2 separate regions of the Homo sapiens genome follow, and region 2 is linked to region 1. A link is a loop called in an ENCODE intact Hi-C map of the cell type or tissue named here. Cell type or tissue: right lobe of liver. All regions are shown on one strand.

What was found. Peaks named below come from ENCODE experiments on the same cell type or tissue, not always from the same donor. Only the 100,000 strongest peaks of a DNase experiment are listed, where the experiment ranks them.
Region 2: a loop joins it to region 1, with 7 times the contacts of the local background. A loop is called at or near these places in 98 of 110 quality-filtered maps.

The regions. Positions count from the first base shown.
Region 1 is chr11:120,165,193-120,173,192 of GRCh38, reverse strand. LOC107984399 (a long non-coding RNA gene) reads right to left here and starts at 4,216. Exons shown (of 2, transcript NR_159965.1): 1 at 4,045-4,216; 2 at 1,512-3,422. RefSeq lists an enhancer at 3,679-3,838 and a silencer at 3,839-4,008. In right lobe of liver, CTCF peaks have their summits at 793 and 3,881 (motif pointing right); DNase peaks (open chromatin) are centred at 752 and 3,622; H3K4me3 peaks cover 1,506 bases; H3K27ac peaks cover 545 bases.
Region 2 is chr11:120,298,900-120,306,899 of GRCh38, reverse strand. It overlaps POU2F3 (POU class 2 homeobox 3), which reads right to left. Exons shown (of 13, transcript NM_014352.4): 5 at 7,174-7,276; 6 at 4,532-4,614; 7 at 1,688-1,870; 8 at 1,115-1,256. Among named protein-coding and RNA genes, the nearest start is that of TLCD5, 22 kb to the left of the region's middle. RefSeq lists enhancers at 1-122, 687-1,204. In right lobe of liver, CTCF peaks have their summits at 3,673 (motif pointing right) and 6,738 (motif pointing right); DNase peaks (open chromatin) are centred at 3,699, 4,659 and 6,769.

The DNA.
Region 1 (8,000 bases):
CCTCCTCCTCCCGAGGATCTCTGTTCTGTGCCCTTTCAACGCCCTGGACTAGGTTCACACAGAGGAGGCCACCCCAAAGTCAAGTGTGATTTCTTGGGAGAATCGCTAGATTGGGATCAGGATCCTATGGCCACCGCTGACTTACTGAGTGGCTTTGGGACAGTCATTTGACCTAGCCCCCGTTTCCCTATTTTTGGCAAGCAACATTTCAATGAAGAGCTTGCAAGATGTTTTTTACCTACATGGTCTCATTGAAACTTCCAAAAGGAGGTAATTACTCCCCTTCTAACAACTGTCACACGGGGACATTCACGGCAGCATGGGCTGCGGAGAAGAGGAAGTAATACAGAGGTCCGCAGTTACCAAGCCAGACTGGGGAGGGGCCCCACGCAGGTGGCACGAGCCCCTCTCTCCAGGCAGGTCAAGGTCCCCCATGGGAGGGCGTGGGATCTCCCCACAGCTCTGTTGCCGTGACTTCTGGAGACTGAGGCTCTGGCTGTGACTCTTGACACAGGACAGTGTGGGGGAACTTGGGGGAGGCAGAGAAGAGGCCACGTGGAAAGCAGCACTTCTGTTCCACGCCACTCCGCTGAACCCCACAAGGCAGGGGGTGCAGGTCAGTGACAGCCCTCATGCTTCCCAGAGGAATCAGAGCCTGTCCCCGCTGAAGACAAGACAGGCGCAAACAGGCCACACAGGAGCAGGAGGGCTGCAGCCAGTCCCACAGGAGGAAGGGCTGCGCCAAAGGTAGCCCAGGCATCGGGTGGCTGGTTGAGTAGTGGCGTGGAGACACCCTGTGGTGAGATCAAGGAATCACAGTTTGGTTCCCTCCGAAAGGGGATGCGACAAAAAACCCAGAATCAGCGTTGAGTTTCCACCTGTGCTGGATAGATACTTTCCAGAGACCTCCTTTCCCCATCCCGGTGCTCTGGGAGGGTGACGTGCCAATGCCCAGACTCTGCCACCATCCACCTTCTAGCTCTCCCACTTGCCAGCTGTGTGATGGTGGCAACTTACATAACCTCTTGGAACCTCAGTTTTCTTGCCTGTGAGATGGGCTACTTCGTGGGGTTGTTGCACGGATGGGGGCAAGTGCTTGCCCAAGGGCCTGGTATGTAATAAGAGCGAAACAAAGTTGGCCACTGCTGGAGAGGCTACATCTTGTCCAGTGTCACATAGTTAGTAAGGGACTGGTGCAGCAGGGATTGAATCTAGGTTTCTGCAACTCTGCCTCATGGGAAGCAGGGAAGTTGACTGTTGAGTGTCCCCACTCAAAGGCCACGTTTATTTCTGAGATGGAGAAGGTACAGTTAGAGCTCACCTCAGGTGGGGCAAGAGAGAGATGACTGGCCACATCTGACTTTCTGGCAAGCCCAGCTCCAGTCAATGAGAGAGCAGAATCTCCCACAGGTGGGAAGAGGTGTTGGTGCTGCCTCTCCTGCTTCCTTCTCTGTCCCTTCCCCTACCTTCCCCCAGGACCAAGCACCTGGAATAGAGATGGACTCTCTCCCTTCCATTTTACTGAATTTATTTTATAAAGACGGGGTCTGCTGTGTTGTCCAGGCTGGTCTTGAACTCCTGGGCTCAACTGATCCTCCCGCCTCAGCCTCCCGAGTAGCTGGGACTACAGAAACACACCATCATGCCCTGCTAATTAAAAACAAAAACAAAAACAAACAAACAAACAAAAACCAAAGTGTTTTTTGTTTTTTTGTAGAGATGGGGGTCTCATCATGTTACTCAGGCTGGTCTTGAATTCCTGGCCTCATGTGATCCTCCCGTCTCAGCCTCCCAAAGTACTGGGATTACAGGCATGAACCGCCATGCCCAGCTCTCCCTTCCATTTTAAAGAGGAGATCATAGGCTTGGAGAACCCAAGTGACTTGGGCAAGACTGAACTGGCAAAGAGCAGAGTCGAGATTGGGCTGGAGGTCACATTCCTCCATCTGTGACCTCGGACACTGCTCCAGCCGCCATCTCCACGGTGGGGCTTGGGCCCAGGTGCTTGGCTTAGCTAGGCCAAGCAGTGATAGAACATGAAGGACGGGGTGGACTCTTTCCTAGGGTGTTCGGATGACCAGCTCAGAGGCTGGTCCCCACTGGCCAGTGGCCTGACACTGCCGTCCTGCTGGACATATGCACATAGCAGGCAATGCAGGCATTGCTTAGTCCTCGGCTCTTAAATGTCTGGGCCAATCCCAGCTGCAGCCAGTGCTGCCTCGGTGGAGTCAGTGAGTCTTCCCCAGGATCTTGTCTACCCTAACACGTGCCCTGCACCACAGGTTTGCTGAGGGCACTGATTTAGGCTGAGAGCTCATTATGAGGGACAAGCTAGGTGTTATGTGTTGGGTGAGGGTAGAGTTACTAAGCTGTGTGTGTTGTGGGGGGAGGTTGGCAACAAGAGCTGACGTTCATCGTGCCTGTGGCAGTGTGCCCGCTACCCTCACAGCCACTCTGTGAGACAGATGCCACCATCCCGTCAATTTTACAGACGAGAAAACTGAGGCACAGAAATAAAGAAACTGGCCCAAGGTCACACAGTCAGAAGATGGCAGAGCCAGGATTTGAACCCAGGCAATCTGACTCCATAGCCCATGCTCACCACCATTGCCCCCGACAGCCTGTATAAAGGATAGGGCAGTTGGGCTCGACAGAAAGTAGGGTAATGGGGTCCGCAGAGGGACAGTTGGGGCAGGGAAGGGGGCTGCAGGTTCCGATGAGCAGTTGGGGCAGGCTGTGAGGAAAACCAGTGTGTTGGGGGCTTCTTGTGAGAGGCAGAGAGCCTCGGTCAGAGGATTAGAGGTTGTGCCCTCTCCCCGAGAGCAGAGCACTACCTGCAGGCAAGGTATCCCGGTGTGCCAAGAATGGGTTACAAGTGCGTGGTCAAGACAGAGATCTCCCCTCCCCCACCCGACCCTCCAGAGGGTCCAGGGGCTCCCGGGGCATCTCTGGCCCCCTCCCCCAGCCCCGCCTCTGGCTGAGAGCAGCCATCGCCTTACTTCACTGTGCCATAGGGCAGCGTCGTTTCCCGCGAGCCGCGCTGTGAGAAAGCCAGGGAGCCCTGCCTGGGGGCAGCCCCGACTGCAGGTCGCCCAGTGCCCGCGTCCTCCCAGGCACAGGAGCTTGGCACTGCGGGCGCTACTTCCACAGCGGCAGCCGCCTCTGCCGCTCCCAGTGCCAGGCACAGGCAGCCCACTTCCACCTAGGGCTGCTCTGTTATTGGCGGTGGGGTTAGGCCTGACCGTCAGGGTGGGCTCTGCGTTCACCAAGCTCAGGGAATCCCCGAGAAGCTCATTCAATCCATTCGGCATCCCGGCGCCTGCTGCCTTCCACAGGCTGCACGATCCTGGGCAGGGGACCCCCGTGGATTCCAGATCCATCATGAGGATGGTGGAAATAGTAATGCCCACCGCAGAGGGCACCTGCAAGCATTAAATGAGCTGGTCTGCGCATCCCGCAAGCCTTTGCCGAGCGCCTGCTCTGTGCCAGGCAGTGCTTGGTGTGGGGATGGGAAATGAACTAATAAACACAGTGCCCACGCTCAAAGAGGGGAAGTGGCCAGGGCCAGGGAAACGCACCCAGAGACAGAAACTGGGATATGCAATGAATAGGGCTCGGCACAGAGCCCAGCACGGAGCACGCCGCCCGCACACACTCCTGGGCCTCCCTTTAGAGCAAGAACAGCCTGGCCGGACAGGGGATTTCACCGCTGCCCTCTGCAGCCCGCAGGGAGCCCGAGGGCAGACGTAAAGCCCATGCCGGCGTCGGCCATGAAACAGGCCTTTATGGGGAGCGGAAGCAGCCATCAAAGCCTAGCGAGCCGGGGCAGGCCAGGGAACGCTGAGAGCCCGGACGCGGAGCGCTTCCCACCGCCCCCACGGCCCCGGCCGTGGCGCCTCCCCGCCTGGCCACACGGGGGCGCGCTCCCCCTCCGCGCCTCGACTGCTCTACGTCCGCGAGCCCCGTCCGCGAGCCCAGTCCGCGCGCCCCTCGGGTCGCTCACCATGTCCCGCCTCGCGCCACCTCCCCGTCTCTACCGCGTACCTTCCGCGTTCCTCTCCATGTCCCCTCTGGGTCCGCCCAGCGCCCCGGCTGCGCCCCCTCGGCGCCCTCTTTGCCGGGTCTTTTGCTCGCATCCTGCCCGCATTCGCGGCGGAGAGAAGGAAGACACAGCTCGTGCAGCGCTTCAGCTTGAGCGGGCTCCCTCGATGCGCTTCCTAGGCTAGCAGGGTGTGCGGATGCCGCTCGGCTGAGTCGCGGGGAACGACGGTAGCTCACGCACTAAGCGCCCTCTCCGCGCTGGGCTCCGAGGGTGCGGCGGCGGGACCAGACTTTGCAGGGCTTTGTACAGTCTCCAGGCCTGGGTCTCTCTACTGAAGGGACTTGGGCAGGGTGTGAAGGAGGGAGGTGGTGGCGAGAGGGAATTTATGTTCGGAAAGATCCCTCTGGCTGCTGGGTGGAGGGTGACTTGGAGTGAGCTGGAGTTGCCCTACAGAGAGCAACCAGGAGATTCCTGAGAAGTCCAGGAGGTGACGGTGACAGGGTCACGCAAGTGCAGACTCCAATGCGTTACACATATATGTGGGATTCGGGCGTCGGTCCAGCCCCTCCCTACTCCCTGAAGCCGCCCCAGGCCATCACTTGTTGGACTGCAGACCCCCTCCCTTCGCAGAGATCCCTTCCCCACCCCAGGGTGTTCCCGGCCTGAGGCTCCCACCAGATGTGCCACATCATGGGTAAGCTGTGACCATCACTAGCACCACTATGTCCACAGCCAATGTAGAGACGTCCAGTTGGGTGCCTGCCTGGACCCCACGTCAGGCCCTCAAAAGGGAGCAGCCCCCGAGAGTGTGTATGTGGTGGCTGGGGTCGCCACAATCTGTAGTCCGTTCATTGCTTTCAGACCCCGAAGCTTGCTTCTGTCTGTAGAGTCAGAGGCAGTCTGTCTTCGAGGAACTGATTAATGATAAACAAACTTCCAGGAGACTGAAAAGAAAGTATAACGTCAATGTAGTATGTAAGGTTCTCACAGAGCTGTTGTGAGACACACTCACAAATATTTGGCAGACACACACACACGTGCTAGAACGGTGCCTGTGCCGCGCATGTTAGCTGTGACTGTGATGAATGGAGAGAGTGTCCAATATGCGGGTCTGCCAAATATGGTGCTTCTCTGGGATGCTGACTAGGTCTCCTGGCTCCTCAGTGGGCTTGGATTCAGAACAAATGATGGTTCATCCATCCTCGTAAAGTGTCACCGGAAGTTCTCAGGGAGGCCCCCTGAAGTTCCCTGTCCTCCAACAGAACATGCCTCGCTGGTGCCTGAAGTGTCCCTGTTCACCAGATATGCGGTGGGGCTCCCCCAGGAACTGCGGGATCGCATGGAAATAGTCCGTCTCTTTTTCTGGCTTCCTGCCAGCCATTACTTTTTGATGACCAAACAGGGCTCAAACGCTTGGGCTTCTTATTTCCAGTTATGACCACAGACCAGTCCTGCCTGTCTGTATACACCCTCGTCGCTGTGACTAAACTTGGACGTTTCCAAATCTTTTCAGCTTCAAATTTACGGATAGTCTCTTGGGCCACCTCTATACCCTTCCTGTGTGGGTTTCACTACCCAGTTTAACTCTCGGAGAATTACCCCGGAGGCTTCCCTCTGCCCCGGTTGCTGGCAATAACCGCTGTGCCTGTGTGGCCAGGTTCACCATCCGCCATCCTCACCAGGCACTGATAACAACTAGGAGGACTCATATTTTTAACTTTAGTTTACAAACCATATATGCTCCTCTGTTTGATCTTCAGAACAACACCATACTACTGTGAATTATCATTCAACTACACACATAAGAAACTGACGTTTAGAGTGATAATTAGAATTGTATTAGGTCTCATAATGATTATGCAGCAGATTCAGGACCAAACTCAACACTCATGGCCCAAGATCCTTTTACAGTACCCCTCTCTGCCTTCCCAGTACAATTGATAATCAACTCCCTGCTATGGCCAGGGTGCTACTGGTAGCATCACTATCCCTACCACGGGTCTTACCCAGCATCTGTATGGCCAATAGCCACCATCATGCCCCATCAGTTGTACTTACAACTGAAGAAAAAGGCAAGTGCAGTTTGTGAATGGACAGTTAGTAAGGTGTTCACACTTCACACAAGATCCAGGGTAAATCTGTCTGAGGGGTGAGAAGAGAGAGGTAGATGGAGGCATTTCAAGATAGAAAAAAATCAGAGGATCACCTGCCCCCATCAATCAACGATAGCAAGACTTGGATATTAAAGTTGATTATTAGCCAAAAGACTTTGGGCCAGTCACATTGATTCTCTGGGCCTCAGTTTCCTACTGTGTAAAAGGGACAATAAAGTTCTAGCTTCCAGTAATGGAAGAATAGCTTTGTTTTACTAACCCTTCCTCCTTCCCTCTCTCCTCCCCAAGCAGCCACCAGCAGCAGATAACAATGATAAAATCTAGACAAAATATTTTTAAAAACCCATTAATCGAAGACATTGGAGAATGATTAAATGCAGGCAGAAACTGAAGGGATGTCCGCCCATGAAAAAATGAACTGCAAAGAATGAGACTTAGGAGTTTGCAGCCTTTTTCTGAGGGCATACCACATGGGTGGGTTCAGTGGCAGAAGCTGCAGACTTACTAGTTTGAGGTATCAGGCAGAGCAATCAGAAAATTGGGAATGCTGAAAGCGAGGGAACCGCAGAGGGCGTGAACCCTAAAATCTAATGTAAAATCTGCTCAAATCCTTGGTTGATTGCTAAGCTATTAAGCTAAACTGTCAAGCATGAGGGAGACCCCAGGCAGCCTGGCAAAAAAGCAGCAGCTAGAAGCTGAAGGAACTGAGCAAAGGTTTCAAATGTTACTCACCACAGGAGAGGCAGAGTTTGGAGTTTGAGTCTAGCCAAGTTAACTAACTGCTGCAGTTGAAATTACTCTTCTAGCTAAAAGCAGAACTATCATTTGACCCAGCAATTCCATTACTGAGTATATACCTGGGGGAATATAAATCATTCTACCATAAAGACACATGCACACGAATGTTAATTGCAGCACTATTCACAATAGCACAGACATGGAATCAACCTAAATGCCCATCAATGACAGATTGGACAAAGAAAATGTGGTACATATACACCATGGAATACTATGCAGCCATAAAAAAGAACAAGATCATGTCTTTTATGGGAACATGGATGGAGCTGAAGGCTATTATCCTTAGCAAACTAATGCAGGAACAGGAAACCAAATACTGCATGTTCTCACTTCTAAGTGGGAACTAAATGATGAGAATTTATTAACACAAAGAAGGAAAGAACAGACACTGGGGTCTTCTTGAGAGGGAAGGTAGGAGGAGGAAGAGGATCAGAAAAGATAACTATTGGGTACTGGGCTTAATACCTGGGTTATGAAATAATATGTACAGCAAACACTGATGACACGTGTTTACCTATGTAACAAACCTTCACATGTACCCCCACACCTAAAATAAAAGTTAAAAAAAGAAAAAAATTACTCTTCAAAGGTATATGACAGAATCCAGAGTCTCTAGTACATATCATTCACAATGTCCAGTATCTAATCAGAATTCACAGGCAGGCAAAGAAACAAAACACGGCCCATACTCAACTAAAAAACATTCGATTGACCTCAACCCTGAGGTGATCCAGCTATTGCAATTAGCAAAGATTTTAGAGCAGCTCTTATAAATATTTGAGAATATAAAGAAAAATATATGGATTATGAATGAACAGATGGTGAATATCAGCAGAAAAATACATCCTATAATAAAAGAAACAAATGGAAATTCTAGAACCAAAAATGATCAAGCAATAAAATAAAAAATTTACTAGATGGGTTTAACATCAGATTGGAGGTAGCAGGAAAAAGAGTTAGTGAACTTGTAGCTAGACCATTAAAAATTATCCTATCCTAAGGACAAACAAAAAATTTTAAAGAAAAATGAAGAGCACTTCAGAGGT
Region 2 (8,000 bases), 130 kb before region 1:
TCACAGGGCCCTTCCCCAGAGATTCGAAGACCTTCGGATCATTTCGCTCATTTCAGTGCTTCCATAAAGGCTGTCTAAGGGACAGCCTGTAGGGGGAGCTTCCTGCCCCCTCCCATGCTTGCGTGTGGAGGCCCTTCCGTATGAGTAACAGCCCTGGCTGGCTGCCCCACCCTTTTCTCCCTCTCCAGTGTAACCACGAATCCATATGAATCGACTGAATAGAGCCCAGCCCTGGAGACTGGCTCACTCCCTCTCTCTGCCTAGGCCGGCAGTTCTCAACCGGGGGGGACTCTGCATCACCACCACTCCCCCTGGGACATTTGGCAATGTCTGGAGAGATTCTTGGCTGTTTCAACTGGGGGTGGATGCTACTGGCAACTAGTAGGTAGGGACCAGGGATGCTCAAAACATCCTGCAATGCATAGGCCAGTCCCTGGTAACAAGAATGACCTGGCCCAGGATGTCTATAGTGCCAAGGTTGAGAAGCCCCATCCTGTATGCTAGTCCCTGCTGCCAAATGTGAGGTCCCTTGGCTTACACGCTTGATCTCCTGGGTTGCCTCCCGGCCACCACCCCTCACTGAGTCCTCCTGCAAACCCCATTCCTGCTGTCAGGCTTTCCTGACCAGCATGGGTTGCAGTAAGTCCCTGTCTGCTGAAAACCTCCTCAAGAACTACCCAGGGAAAGACCCTGTGTCGTGCCTGTGGTCTCCCCCTCCCAGTGAGACCCTAGAGGCCCCACTGCCCTGTATCCCTGACTAGACTTATTCCAGACAGCAATCTGCATAAGTGTATCTGCTCTGCAGATCCAGACTTTGTTGCTGGCAAGCTGTCCTAAGATCTATGCTGGGTGGGATGGGGTAGGAATGGAATGGGGACAAATCCTGATGGACACAGACCTAAATCCACATCCTTCTGAGGGCTTCTCAGTAGTCGAGCTGACACTTTCATCTACACTTGCCTGTGTCCTGTGTCTTGTTTCTCCATCGGCTCCAGTCTCAGGAGAAGAAGGGGGTGTTAGGTATCAAACTCCCAAAAGCCCCAACACGACAAGTCACTGGCCCTTCCCTGCAGAGCCCTCTAGGGCCCCTGGCATCCGTGTTTGCGAGGCCTACCTGCATCATTCAGCCACTTCTCCAGCAGGGGCTTGAGCTTGCACATGTTCTTGAAGCTCAGGTTGAGGGCCTCAAATCGTGAGATGGTGGTCTGGCTGAAGTCGTTGCCATACAGCTTTCCCATCGCCAGCCCCACATCTCCCTAAGCGTGGGGACCGAGGGGGAGGAACATGAGAGGCAGCCTCCTCCTCTTGTTTGCCCACATCCTGCATGGTCCTAGCATCGATCACACAGCCAGCCTGAATCTTTGAGTGCTCACCCATGCTCGGCTCCTTTCCAAGTCTCCTCCCTCTAAGGTGAAGAATCGGTTTCTTTCTCTCCTTAGACTCTCAGTGGACCACGCCCACGTGCTCAGGAGAGCCAGCCCCTTTTCCACCTCTCATTCTCCTCCACCAGCAACGTCCTCAGTTTCCCTACCAATGGCAACTGTGCCCTATTCTCAGAGAACTCAGGGACATGATGAGGAGACCCCAAACACATCGAGCCTCTGGTCGCTCTTGAAACCTGCACTTGGGAAGCCCAGTCTCCAGCCGCTCGGCTAGACTTCTTCTATCTTTTCCCCTAAAACCAAACCTGTGTGAAGCCCAGCTTAATGCGCCTCTGCTTGAAGGTCTTGGCAAACTTCTCCAGCTCCTCGAGGTCACTGGGCTCATCGGCCCCTCCAGAGCTGGGTAGATGCTTGGGCACTGGGAGATGCTGGGATGCTTCCAGGTGGGGTTCTAAAGAGGATCCTGGCAGCCCAGGGTGCCCAAATGCCTGATAGGAAACACGCCAAGCAGATCCACCACGAAGATCAATAAATAACATTTTCTGATTTTTTTTTTTTTTTTTTTTTTTTTTTTTACTAATAGGCCCACTTAGAGGATGACAGATCCCTGGATACACCCTGGGTACATTGGAGTCTTATATTTTTCCAGTGGCATGGAAGTGGAAATTAAAGTTTCTATAAATGTATAGCAAATAACTGGAATATCTGGGTAGAAACATCAGGAGTGCAGGATAGGGAGGTGGCCTGAGTTTAGCCTGTGACTCACTTTTTGAGTCTTAGCAGGTTACTTCCTCCTTTCAGTTTTCTACCATAAAAGGAGCTAGCAGGGTTGTTTACAAAGATTCCAAAAACAAATCACAGAACTGGACAAAGAAAAGGTTGCTTGCTTTGTTTTTTTGTTTTTTGTTTTTTTCCATAAAGCAGGTAACTGAGGTGTTGAACAGGCATTAACTGAAGATAACAGGGGACATCCAATAACTCATGGCCTTCATAGAACTTTCCTAAAATGTCAAACTCTTGTGCCTCATTTTACTTTCTAAACCACCATTTTCTTTCATGAAAGTGTTTTGTTTTTAATCAAAGGTATTTTAATCAGTACCTTTATAAAATGCACCTTGATCACATTTGGGTTGCTAGGAGATATTCTTTCTTTCTCTCTTTTTCTTCTTCTTCTTCTTTTTTTTTTTGAATCAGGATCTCACTCTGTCACCCAGGCTAGAGTGTAGTGGCACAATCACTGCTCACTGCAGCGTCAACCTCCTGGGCTTAAGTCATTCTCCTGCCTCAGGCTCCTGAACAGCTGGGGCTACAGGCGTGTGCCACCACACCTGGCTAACTTTTGTTTTTTTAGAGACAGGGCTTCACCATGTTGCCCAAGCTGGTCTCAAACTCCTGGGCTCAAGTGATCTACCTGCTTTGGCCTCCCAAAGTGCTGGGACTACAAGTATGAGCCACCGTGCCCAGCCAAATATTATTTCTTGAGCTTATTTTCATAGGAAAACGTACCCTTAAACCTAGAACCATGCTGTGCCTATTTGGGGTCAGGAATGAATCCGATCTTAAGGACATCTATCATTCCACAAGGATAGAGTGGAATCTGGGCCTAGGGGTCCAGGCACTGTGGCCAGCTAGCTCAAAGGGCTAAATCCACCTCTTCTCTCCTTTTTGATTTACTTTTTGTAGACTAAACATTACTTCTTCTCCTCTGGGATATTTGGGTTTACCATTCAGATAGGTATCCTTATGATGAAGAAGGTAAAAGGACCTCTAGAGAGAAGTTTAGGAGTCTTTCCCCCAGTGAAGGGTCTTTTAGTCTGAAACCATCATGAATTTGGTCTTAGTTTGCAGGGAGAGGGTGTGTGAGGAGAGTGTGGCATAGACCAGACCCTCAGGACAAAGCCCCAGTCCTCTTTGAACCTTCCTTTTCATTAAATCATTTGTTCTTTCATTTGACAAAGACTTATGGGGCTCTCTGCTAGACCTTCTCCCTCCTCCTTTCATCTCCAATCCACTGGCAAACTGCACTGATTCAACTTCCCAAAGCATCTCCTCAATCATCCCCTCTTCTTATTGCCACAACTCTAAGCCAATCCTTTATGACCCCTCCCCTGGATGATCTTCATAATCTTCTATGTGGTCTCTCTGCTACCAGTCTCTCCATGCCAAAATATGATAAGAGATGAGAGTTGATCTTGAAGATTCTAAGATCTCTTCCAGCTGTAAGCCCATGGCTATGAGATTCTGGAGAGGGCAGCCAGGAGGAGGCGGAAGAGCAGCTTATGATGCTGGTGTCCCCATTTCAACCACTAGATGGCGAGCTTCCCCTCCAGGTACTTTTAGTGGCCTCAGCCCTCTCTGAAGGCCGGGCTCTTGGTGAGCCATGGGGATCTTAGCACAGAGATCTCTGCAGTCATTCCCAACCATTCTGCCCAACCATCTGTGCAGAGCCATCTCATGCAGCTGTGCAGGTTATTAACTGTACAGGGGCACCCAGATCAGGGGAGGAATGGCAGCTAAGATACAGCTCATGCTGCTGTCGCCAATCTGTCCACCTTGGCATGAGACTGCACCTGGCCAGAAGAGGTGCCTTTTTCCTAGTTGGAAAAAAGGTGCTGTGTGGAACCATGGCAGCTCTGCAAACAACCCCTCTCCCAGACCTCAGCCCACTGGCCTATATACGTGCCCACTGCAGGAGGCAATCTGGAATAGTGGCCCAGAGGTGAAAGACACTGGCTTTGTGGTCTGGGACATCAGGTCTGTAGTATTCTAGTCTCCCTCTTGGGGCTTGAGAGCACCTAGGTAGGGTTCGTGGCCATCTTGGTATGCCTGAGAAGTGAGCTGAGCCTGGCTCTCAGAGGAGCAATGCTGGGGCCTGTGCAGGGTTGGAGTTCAGTGCCTGGAGCATGAAGGAGGCTGGCCTGGGAGCTGGAATCTCTGGATTCTAACTGTGGCCCCACCAGTGACACTTGGTAAATTGTCCCCCCACTTGCTGTAGCTTGGATTTCCCCTGTGCCAATGGATAGTTCCCTGCTATCCCCTCTCCCCAGAGGGGTTAGTGCCCTGTTAAAGGGGTAGGGGGAAACCAGTGAGTTAAACTCAGTGAGAGCTGAGACATTCCTAGAGGAAACAGGAAGAATGGGGTTGTTTACCTGGGATGCCAGTCCCGGCCCAGTCTGTGGGAGGAGGAGACCGCTTTGTTGCTGTGGAAAGGGGAGGAGATTTGGCTGCAGACCTGGGTGAAAGGGGAGGGACAAAGGAACAGACAAATAAAATCCAGGCTATTTGAAACACATGTGCTACAACTTTGGCACCACGATCACTGTCCCCACCCCCTGCCACCTGATCAGGTCCCTCCACCCACCTCAAGTCCCATGGAGAGGCCCTCCTAGCACTGCCAGGCATTGCCACATACAGGTGGAGGCAAATCAGATACAGGGATAAACAGACATGTAAACAGCAGTCCCCAAACCAGTCCTTCCACCTGCCCGCCTGTCTGGAGAGGCGTAGAGGCTAAGGAGGGTCAAGACGATCTACTCTGGGATCTGATTACCAGAGCTGAAGAAAACCAAGAAGGGAAAGGATGCAGGGTGGCTGCTGAGAATTCAAGCTAGGGCTGAGGATTTTGGCTTTCCCTGCAGGAGAAGTAGCTGGGTTATGGCTACAGAGGCCCAATCAAATCTGCGAGGATGCCAGACCAAGCAGATACGACCATACGGCTCTAAAGGGCAGTGGGCCTTAGCCAGAGGCATGTGGCTGACCAGGACATTTTATACTTGGGAGAGAGGGCTGAGAGAGGAGGGAAAGTCCAGGGCTGAGCCTCTGGAAACTCCCTTGGGCAGTATGTATTATACCGGCTTCTCCATCCTCCCCAGGAAAACGGTACATGAGGGACTCTGCCTGGTTGGTGGCTCACTCTCCCAGCAGGAGTGGGGCCATCAAACCACCAAAGCAGACAATGGGGTTGGTCATCCCAATCGCTTGTCACTCAACAGCACTTTGGGGTCTCTGTTTTCCCTAGGCTGTTCTGGGTCACAATGTACATACAGCATCTGCTGATGTTGACCTTTATGCTCTTCAGTTTCAAAAAGTCAGGGCTTCATTGTTCATTATTAAAATACATAGGCAAGAAAGCTCTTACAAGGAATCCAGAACTGGGAGTTGAGAGGCTTGGGTACTAATGGCAATTCTGACATGGCGGTTGAAATGGATACAGCCTTTTCACATGCATTATTTCAAGTGACTCTCAATAATCTCATGAGGCAGAGCCTTGCTATTATCCCATTTTTTCAGAAGAGGAAATGGAAGCTCAGAGAGGTTAGGTAACTTTCCCCAAAACACACAGTTAGTAAGTGACTTTTTAAAGAAACCAGTAAATTTTTCTGACTCCAAATTTGGAAGTGTCTTTCCACCACTGCATCATACACTGACCTAGGTGGTTATAAGCCTGGGCCATTTTCATGTCGCTCTCCAGTCTTCTGAAAACAAATTAAACTGTTACCTTCCCTTTTCCATTCCAGGAGTATGATGTTTATTTTTTAACCAAAATAAACACTTAAAAATTCAAATAGGGTCTCATTCATCACCATAATATTCTGAGGTGCCTTGGAAACTAAGGATAGTGACTGTCATTTGTGCAGGTGCTAAGGGCGGAAGGCAGAGTTGCATTTTGTTTGGATTCTGGATTTCCAAAACCTCTACTTGGGATTTGTGCAACAGGAGAGAGTTTATACTTCCTCCATTATTTTTTTTTTTCAGAGACAGAGTTTTGCTCTGTCGCCCAGGCTGGAGGACAGTGGTGCAATCTTGGCTCACTGCAACCTCTGCCTCCCAGGTTCCGGTGATTTTCTTGCCTCAACCTCCTGAGTAGCTGGGATTACAGGCATGCACCACCACACCCGGCAAATTTTTGTATTTTTAGTGGAGACAGAGTTTTACCATGTTGGCCAGGCTGGTCTCGAACTTCTGGCCTCAAGTGATCCGTCCACCTCGGCCTCCCAAAGTGCTGGGATTACAGGCGTGAGCCACCGAGCCTGGCCAACCCTCCATCACTTTTGACCCTAGCTGATGGAGATGGGAGTGGGACAGGCAGCACACTGTGATGACCAAGAGTATGGGTCTCAGCTAAACGGTTCTGGAACTTCCCAGTAGGTCACCAGAGGCATAATAGAACTACCTACTTTACAAGGTTATTTTGAGGAATGTCAGAAAAATTACTCAGAAGAGCTCCTGGCACATCATGCTCAAGAAATGTTAGCTATTTATTAATAGTTCAATCTATTTGCTCTTGGCCAGGGAGAAGTTCTCTGCGAGTAACTTCCCTGCCAAAGAAAACCTGAACACCCTTTCTACAACCTGTGGGTGGCACTGCTGCTCTCTCCAAATAGAATCACAGCCAGGCTTCCAGGAAGCAAGTCTGAATCTGTGTCCAGGAGAGATTTCCAAGGAATTGGGACTTGTCTGTACTGCATTTCCCAGGGCGCTTCCCCTCCCTTGTACAGCATAGCTCTGCTCCACGCCTGCACCTTCCGTCTCCACTCACCACGAAATTGAGGAGGTGGACCAGACCACCCAACAGGAGGCTGGGAAGGGGAAGCAGAGAAGGAGACTAAGCCTGGAGGAGCATTGCCAGGGTCCCTTCCTCAGACCCTGGGGTGGATAAGTAGGTCTTAATAGCAGATGGGTGACTGACTGACGCATGCTCTCCAATTAGGCCCCCTCACCCAGCAAAAAACAGCAGCAACAGCAGCACTTGACTGGACTTGGTCTAGGTGGAAACCCCCAGGGTTCTTACCTTGCTGCCCAGGCTGGGTCTGAGATAGCAGGAACTGGGATACAGACTGTAAGTGGCCGGGAACCAGCACAAGCTGCTGGAGCGGATGGAGGGAAGCCATGTCCTACACACGGAGAGATACACATACACCACAGAATTTACAAGCTGGGGACATCAGCCCCATCTGCCTGCCACTCGTCCGTCCCAGGGGTCTCCAGACTCAGAGACTTTGCAGGCTGACCTTGGTTTATGCCACTGTGTATCCCCAGTGTCTAGCAAATAGTAGCTACTCCGTTAACACTGGTATTGTTACAGCTTCTGCCCTCAGCCTAGGAGTCCTTACTACATATTGTTACTTAACCCTTGCCTCCTGAGTTAATTTTTGTATGTGTCAGTCCTGTCTCCCAACTAGACTATAAAATGCCCTGAAGGCAAAGCCTGGGTATGACCCATCTCTCAAAGTTTATCCTAGAGATAACATGCAATCCCCAACTATCCAATTCTTTTTAAATCTCATGCCACCTGGTTATGCTAAAAGCCATGCCTCGGCTGTTTCCTGGGCCAGAATCTTTCCTGGAGGGTGTTGGGGTGGGAGTTGGGGGGTGGAGCAAACTATTCATTCTTAATAAAACCAATTTAGTTAAACAAAAAGTCCAGGATTTCTCCTACCAGCCCAGGACATAGGACTAATAATTCCGATGCTTGGGGGATCGGGGAGTCCTCTGCAATGGAGACGCCAGAGCTCTGTGCCCCATGAGGTTGAGCTTAGGTTTGTGCACATAGAGAAGACCTGAGAAGCCCTGCTAAATGGCAGGTGAAGGGACAGATGCATATTCTTATGTGTTTCC